Linked DNA regions of Mus musculus: region 1 is linked to region 2. Evidence: chromatin contacts called from ENCODE Hi-C or POLR2A ChIA-PET data. All regions are on one chromosome and are shown on one strand. The core of a region is the stretch at or near the end of the contact, and the rest is flanking DNA. Distances in the headings are between cores, read along the strand shown. Region 1 holds the start of Abhd2 (abhydrolase domain containing 2). Region 2 overlaps Abhd2 (abhydrolase domain containing 2).

The links. Hi-C counts contacts between places; a loop is a spot of excess contacts on that map. ChIA-PET counts read pairs that join two places held with the same protein, here RNA polymerase II (POLR2A).
Region 1: a loop to region 2 is called in a map of heart, with 2.5 times the contacts of the local background. The contact joins the promoter of Abhd2 here to the enhancer-like site in region 2. A Hi-C loop is called at or near these places in 7 of 37 maps with a recorded cell type or tissue (heart and left cerebral cortex). POLR2A ChIA-PET finds 5 or more read pairs at or near these places in 4 of 5 experiments (Patski and embryonic stem cell).

Annotation. Positions count from the first base shown.
Region 1 is chr7:79,271,646-79,275,525 of GRCm38, reverse strand. It overlaps Abhd2 (abhydrolase domain containing 2), which reads right to left and starts at 2,260. Exons shown (of 11, transcript NM_018811.6): 1 at 2,187-2,260. Gm31510 (predicted gene, 31510) reads left to right here and starts at 2,497. Exons shown (of 2, transcript NR_169073.1): 1 at 2,497-2,559; 2 at 3,669-3,834.
Region 2 is chr7:79,307,729-79,311,901 of GRCm38, reverse strand. The region is part of intron 3 of Abhd2 (abhydrolase domain containing 2); the gene reads right to left. Among named protein-coding and RNA genes, the nearest start is that of Gm39041, 11 kb to the right of the region's middle. Within about 2 kb of position 2,546, at least 1 of the 3 ENCODE cell types and tissues checked has a DNase peak (open chromatin) inside an H3K27ac peak, as active enhancers do; it is heart, where a contact is called at or near this core.

The DNA.
Region 1 (3,880 bases), core at 1,011-3,510, 36 kb after region 2:
TGTCTCACGCCAGGCTGCTGCTGTCGCCGCCGCCCCCCTACTCAAATGACTAAGGAACTGCCTTTAAATGCACTCTGACACACGATCCCCGAACTTCCGAAAAGCACTTAATTCGGTAGCTCATGAAATCTTAATCTAAAAACGTTCCTCCATTTGTAAGCAAGCAAGCTGAATCACACTGACAACTGGAGAGGGAGGCTGGGTGGAAAGAATTCGGATTTGGAAAGACACCAGTGTAGGCTGAGATCCTGGGGACTTTTGTCTACCACTTTGAGAGATTCACTTTTAATCCCTTTCAGGATGACTGGTGTCTCAGGGAGGGTATAAGGTGGGAACTAAAATGTGGTGGGATTATGAAGATCATGTTAAAATCTAGACGGTGTTTAAGGGTGAAAAAAAATCCTGGGTGGTGGAGATAATGGAAAGTTACATGGAAAGGCGACCACACGCTATTTAGCAAACCTGTTATGGTGACCATACGCCAGGCACTGTTCTAGTGGTCCCAATAGCGCATATTTCTCTAATCTTTTAACCAAAGTACCAGCATCATTCCTTGCCTTACTGGCCAGGAAACTGATACAGAGAAGTTGGATAACTTGCCCCAAGTCACACAGCTAGGAAGAGGCAGAACGAAGATTTAAACCCAAGCACTTAGATGCCAAAGTCTGAGCTTCTACCCCCTCTGGACTCATCTAGAACTTCAAGAATGAGAACTCTGCCGGAAGTAGAATTCAAATCATGTCCTGCCTAGACCTAGGGTTCAAGGGATGGAACAACTCTTAGTCCTGACCCTGTGATGACCAGCCAGCTGTGACTACCCCAGGCCTTAGGTTTCTTCATCCGTACAATAAGGGGGAAGAGTTAGATGAGCATCAGCCTTTTGGCTTCTAAATATCATGCTGACCGCCAGCAGCGTGGACTGAGCTGCTTTTGGCTGCCTACCCGGACAAAGCTTCATTTATCTTCACCTGGGTAAAGCGGGTTATAATTATTTCTTCTGCTTCCCGACCTTCAGAGGATTATGTCCTTCCTAGTCAAGCAAATGAGGGGAGGCAGTGAGGAGGGGAAATGCATTCTGCTTAGTGTGACTGTAACCCAATGGTCCTTGAAAAGCTCTGGGCACAGATCATGTTGACTCTGCCAATCCTGCAATCTCTCCCAAGCCTGTTCTTGGAACCTGCCTCTGGGCCAGGTAAAACTTGACCAGCTGGAGGTGAGGGCACCACAAAAGAGGAACCAGAAAGTGGAACCCCCAACTGCGCACTTAAGGTGAACCACTTGATTAACTCAGCATTCAATATAATCTATTCCATTTGTACGCAGGCATGCACACATGCATTTGAGAGCTAAGACCTCAAAAAAGATCATTATGGGTGTATTCAACATCCCCTTGGAATCTAGCCAACTCCGGTAAGTCCCATCCTCGATACAGTCAATAAATGTTGTTCAGAGTGCATGGGTGGATGGAGAAGGGCCTCACAGATGGCTCATACAATTCTCCCCTTCCTAAGCATCCCAGACAGGTGGCTATCATCTGGCCTCTGGCTAGGCACTTCCAAGGTCGATGCTCTGGCTGCTCGGCCTGGCAGGCAGCCCGGGGCGCTGCTGGACAGATCTTGTGGGGAAAGCCCACGAAGCACCTAGAACAGTTGCCCCACAAGCTCAATAAAGTGCGCCTCCAAGTAGGTCAAAAATTGCTTCCCTACAACTTGAACCCATCGGTCGTAGGTGAGCCCCGGGATCCCAAAATGCATCGGCCCATCGAAAGGGCTTGTAGTCAGGCCCTTTCAGGTTTCCAGCATCCTGCACTCTCTACCCTGAGTCTGGCCGGCCAGATACCTCCCCCAGGACCAAGACTTCAGCATTGATCAGAGCGAGGGATGGCAGCCAGGAGGCCTCCGTCGGCCTTGTCCCCAACCTCGGTTCCTCGAGCAGGAGAGGACAAAGGACCTTTAGGAAGGCGTATCCCACCAATGGGTTGGGCTGCCCCGTCATCAGACAAGCTGGCCCTCTAGATCCCCGCAGTGCCAGGTGACAGTCCCCCAAACAGTCCCCACGGATCCGGAGCACTCAAGCTGCGGCGCGATGGGCCGAGCCACGCTGGGGACCGGGTAACTCGGGGTTCTGGCCCGACGCATCCAAGGCGCGATCCCTGTTTGGTGGAACTCGCCCAGCCGAGGTCTTACCTTCTCTCATTGACTCCAGCAGTCCAACCCGCCCGGAGTCCGGTTCCCGCAGCTCCGCAGCTGCCGGCTGCGCTCATAGAAATACAGCCGGAACCCCTGGCCAGCGCAGCTCCCGCCGCTACCGGCCCCGCCCAGGCAACTGCCGCCACGCCCCTGACGACCGCCTCTGCTACGCCCCCAAGCAAGGCTCTCCCAGTGTCCATTGGATCACCCAGCCGCCACTCTATTTGTTCATCGCGCTTGTTGCGTCTATATGGTGGCCCATTGGTCAGTAGGACTGCTCCTCAAGGTGGAGGCGGAGATTCTTAGCGGGCAATTCTCCTATAATTGGTTACTTTTGATGTCTTTAGCCAGTGGGCCTAGATGCTATTGGGTAAGGTCCTCCCCGAGGGGCGGGATAAGGGGAGCCGGCTAAAGGATGGGTTATGTTTGATGGTTGATGATACGGAGTAGAGGAGAGGGCCTATTGTGATGGCTTTCTGAGTTCTGGGGCAGAAAGGTCCGGAGTCTTATAGAGATGAACTGGGGAAAGAGATAGCCCAGCCGTGGGGTTCTCAGCACTGGTGTGCCCAGGAAGATGAACCTGTAGCTCAGGACGTAGGTGTTTGAAGTGTGGAGTCCTAACTTAGTAGAGCAGAGGTGGTGAGTCACTAAACCAGAAAGCAAGAGGTGGAGGCGACAAAGAGGTGGAGGCAGCAGCCTTTGACCTCTTTCAGCTAGGGAAGTGGGTGGGAACATGCAGGACTTTATGGACCTGTTACAGTCCCTATGATCTTTCAGCTTTTAACCAGCCCTTGTGGTTGGAGGCCACTTGGAAGAAGTGACCTTTGAAGTCAGACTGCAGTCTTGGCCGTGCCTTTTAGCCTTTTAGAGTTCTCACTGACTATATTTGGTAAGTGCTGGTTGCTGATAGAAGATCAGTACAGTGCGTGGTGTTCCACGGGCGTTTATCAAGACTAGCTATTCATCACTCACCCTCTCCATCCATGCACCTAGACTGGGTTCTACCATTCTGTGAACCTGAGGCTCTGTTCGCAACGGCACGTGCCTGATGGAGAGAATACTGACAACCCGAAAGGGAGCTCCAGTGAGGCAGCCACCGACACACTGCCAAGGCACGCAGTGTGGCTCCAAGAGAAGAGGCAGGAGACAGAAGGAACACATAGCCAGAGGAAGGAATTTAGATTTGAAGCAATGTTAAATTTTCTCTTAATACATTTCCGGACCCCGACAAGGAAAGCATGAGCCAACTCAAGGAGGAGGAGCCAGCACCGGTCTCCTGTTTGTTATTCCAGCAGGAAGCTGAGGCAGGAGGATTGCTTTACTTTGAAGCTACATAATGAGTCCTCCTCTGTCACAATGAGGCCTTGTCACAAACAAACAAAGCAATGTGAGCAAGTAGCAGCCTTTGAAGGCTACTTAGTGCGGATCCAGAAGTCCCTCTAAAATATCCCTCAGACTCCCCCATTTCTCATTTTGAAGGTATGGGACACCCCAGAGTGTGGACGGAAAGACTCTTGGAACTGCATTGAACCCCAGACCTTTCAAAGCACCCATAACTGTGGGACAGTAGAGAGGAGGAGAGGCTCCATTGCTCTTCGGTTTTCCCCCAGTTGTCATGTTACCTCAATAAAGTTTCTCCTCAATATTTATTTATTCCTCTGTAATCTGCTCTCTCTTGACAAAGAGAAGGC
Region 2 (4,173 bases), core at 1,297-3,796:
ACCTGCCTGTTCTGGCCAAACAGGGCACATGTTGACACAGCACACAGCACACCTCTGTTGTGTCCCCATGTCCTCCAATGACTTCCCTTCTGTCTGGAGGACACATACAGAGTGCCACAGACCAGTCTCTGTGCAGTCCACTACTGCCTTTGGCCGCTACCCAGCCCAACGCCACATCTGTGCCAGACTTTGAAGGGAGGGAGATAGGAAGTGGAAAGTCCCATCTCTCTGCCATGATTCCCAGTTGGGTCAACCTGGGCCACTGACATATAAAACTGCTGGGTTATCTACAGACCGATCTTTTACCAACACTTCAATTAAAAGGTGACTTTGAGATAGGGCTGGAGAGATGGCTTAGCAGCTCTTCCAGATGACCCAGGTTCAATTCCCAGCATGCACGTGATGGCTCACAAAAGAATGTAGATCAGTCCCAAGAACCTGGTACCCCCTTCTGACATTTTTGGGTACTGTACACACATGGTACATATATACATACAGACATACATGCAGGCAACCTATTTCTATTTTACACATAAAATAGAAATACGGGGGAAAAGCTAAAGATGACTTCAAGGATAAAAGATGACTTCAAGGATTAAATTTCAACATTTGCCATCAGCACTTGGTGCTGCGTGGTGCCTTCCTTCAGTATTCAGAAAAATAAAAACCTCACAGAATGACACGTTAGTTAGACAAAAGACATGCTCTTACAATATTTAATAAAAATTATGCTTTTGTCAGTAACTATATCGATCATTATTAAGAACCTGACTCTCTTTGTGTTCCTAGGGAGTTCATATCATGGGGTGGAGATTAGAAAGGCAGACTACTAATACTCTCTAAGGCTCATGGGGCTTGGGCAGATGAGTCTGTACTGGAAACATCTGCACCACAAGCCTGTTGTTGTTTCTCCCCAAATCATCTGCAAACTTAACAGATGCACAAGCAAAACAATAGGATTTTTGTATTTGAGACAAAGCATTTAAATGCTCATCTGGGGACATGCCCTGTCAAGGAGCCGGTGAAATTAAGAAAAAGAAGTGCATCAGAGGGGTCATCCAGGCACTGTCCCCACCCCCCACAGGAAAGCACACTGTTAAACTCCAGCCTGTGGACAGTGTGGGCTCAGGAGCACCGGGTGTTCCTAAATACAGGAAATCTATCTAGGTGAGAGAACCACCGTCCTGAATAAATGAGATAAAGACGGACTGTCTAATTAATGCTGCTGGGTGAATGAGGACAGCCGTCTAGAACAACCGTAAGCTGGGGTCACGCCTCACAGTAAGAGGAGATCAGAAGGATCAAGCATTTAAAAGTGAAAATAAAACCATGCATGTGATATAAGAAATTCAGATTAAAAAAAAATAATCTGCAGCAAAGCAGGATTTCTTTCTTAGAAAGGATTACCTTTCTAGGAAAAACAAAAACTCCACAAGGCACAAAGAAGCTATTGAAAATGTTGACTATGCACACATTACAAAACTCTGCATGGCAAATGCCACATGCAAAGTCTAAAGGCAAAGGACAAACCAGGAACAAATATTTGCAATTCCCATCACGTAGGCCTCATTTCCCTGGGCTATCTGGAGCTCTTGCAAATGATCAGAACTGGCTAGTGACCACCAGGGCATTGGCCAGAGGCTACCAGCAAGAAGGGACACAGAAAGAGGCTCTTAAATGTATTATTAAAATGTCCCTTAAAAAAAAAAAGTACAAAAGGAAATCACAGAGAGAATATCTTTCATCCACCCCCCTTGGCAAATATCCCCAAGATTCAGAGTCCTGATTGCCATGAGTTTGGGCATAACCGGGCCCTCACATGGTGCTGGGGGGAGAGGCAGGACGGCAGCCACTGACAAATTTTTCTCCAGAAGTCTCTTTGACCCCACAGTTCCGTTTCTGGTTTATCGGACACTAGCATGAGTGAATGCAAGTGATTCACTGAAGCACTGGCAAAGCTTGCAAGGAGAAGATGGCCTGACTATTCAAGGACTGCTCAGCAGCTAACAGTGCTAGAGAAAACCAAAACCAGGAAGAGAGAATGGAAAGAGCTGGGGGTGGGGGTGGGGGAGAGCAGGTCTGTGTGACCACTGGGACCCTGTTTTGTTTTATCTTGTTTTTAAAGGTGGAAAGATGAACGCAAAAGCCCATGGAAGCGAGACACACACAGAGGAGACTGTGAGAGAACAGCCCCTGCTCCCAAAGTGGGGTGAGTCGCAAGGGGGAGACGGAAAAGGTGCAGCTGGGGCTTTCAGTGCAGCTGAAAGAGGCCACTGTGGAGGATGGCTGCGGGTCAGCCCCGCGGAAACACAGTCCTCTCCCAAGGCACAGGGAAACACTGCCTCCAATGGCCAACAGTGCTGCCCTTCGTTCTCAACTGGTCTATGGTCTTGACACTCCGGCTTTTTCCTCCAGCGTCCAGGCTATTCCAGTGTCTACGGATATCGTTGCTTCCAGCTTGAAGGTCCCTGCTTCCCTTTCTCACCCTGAGGAATGAGTCCAATGTCGTTTCTGGGAAATCAACAGTCCATGTGATCTGACCTCCTTTTCTTCCCCTACAGACATTGGACTCGTGGGTATAATCAGACAGCTGTTGTCACCAGACCATGCATATGACCTGGCTAGAAGCTGGCCACGAAGCAGTGGTGGAGATCAGAGCACTGGGATTAGAAGCTCACTAGCAAACACCACCAAAGGGCACAATGGACAAGGGGCAGAATATGGGACAGGTGCAAATGCTAAACAGTATGAAGTTCATCTTTGGGAATTACAGGAATGGTCAAAGCCGAGCCACAGCCCTGGGAACAGGGGCACGGGGGCCTGATAGGGCGCAGCAGAGCAATCACCTTTCTTAGCATCCTTAGCCTGGATGCTGGTTGGAGGCCCTGGACAGATCTGGACAGGTGAGATGCACTGCTGGAAGACAGAGCCAGTTACTGCAACGGTGCTGTTTACACCGGCTCCTGTCCTCACTGACCTCGGTGCTCGCTCGAATACCTTCCTGTCTATCTGAAGCAGAGCCATCCTGCAGATAACTCAAAGCCCTTCATCCAAGGTGCCACCGTACCAAGGTCCCTCCTCCCCCTGGAATCCTTCATTCCTGTCCTGAAATTACTCATTCTGATAGTTCGTGTTCCTGCCAAAATCTACAAACATCAGCATGAATTGCTTCTGTGCAAAGGAACAGCTGTGTGGAACACAGCCTTCTAAGATGGTCTTTGTTCTCAAGTCTCCGAGAAAAACTGTGGCTCAATACCAGCTGCTCTGGAGGCTGGGGCAGGAGGATTGCCCCATAGTTTGTGCCACATAGTGAGTCCTAGGGCAGCCTGGGCTCCATAGTGAAACCTTGTTTCAAAAGGAAGAAAAGGAATACAGTTGGAGATGCACACATCTTTTGTGTGTGTGTGTGTGTGTGTGTGTGTGTGTGTGTGTGAAAAAGACACATGCAGAGAGTTACTGTTACATCCCTGCCCTTAAAAGAGCTGGAGATAAGACCAGTAAAGGGGAGTGGAGGAAAGAGGAGTTGGATACAGAAAGATGGGGGTTGGTGATAGGGGGTGCAGGGGCCTCTGATGAGAGGAAGAGAGAGGAATTGGCTATAGAGAAGGTCTCAGAAGATGCAGGGGATGCAGTAGATGCCGGGGAACAAGGGGATACAGGGGATGCAGGGGCCTCTGATGGACTGTGAAGGTAGAACTAAAGAGCACCCTGAGTGAATCACAAACACAGACAAGTAGGTGGAGTGAACAGAACATATGAGTAGCTTACCAGATACTACTGGTCATTAATATGCACGTTTATTTCTTTATAGAGAAAAAATATGTTCCTTTATTCAAAACCAAGAAAGGAAAAGCACACACTGCTATGGCCTGATCATTCCAAATTAAAAAAAAAAAAAAAAAAAAGACTTAGGGTTGTCAAAATGGCTCAGGAGGTAAAGGTGCTTGCTGCCAACTCTGACAACCTGAGTTCAATTCCTGGAACCCTCATGGTGGAATAAGGGACCTGACTCCTGCAAGTTGTCTTCTGACCTTTACAAGAGTGCTAAAGCATGTGTATATGTATGCATACACATATACATACATACACACACACACAAACACAATGAACATCTAAATACAATGCTTAATAAAAGTCTTTCATTTCATATAGTACGAGATCACCAAGCAAGTT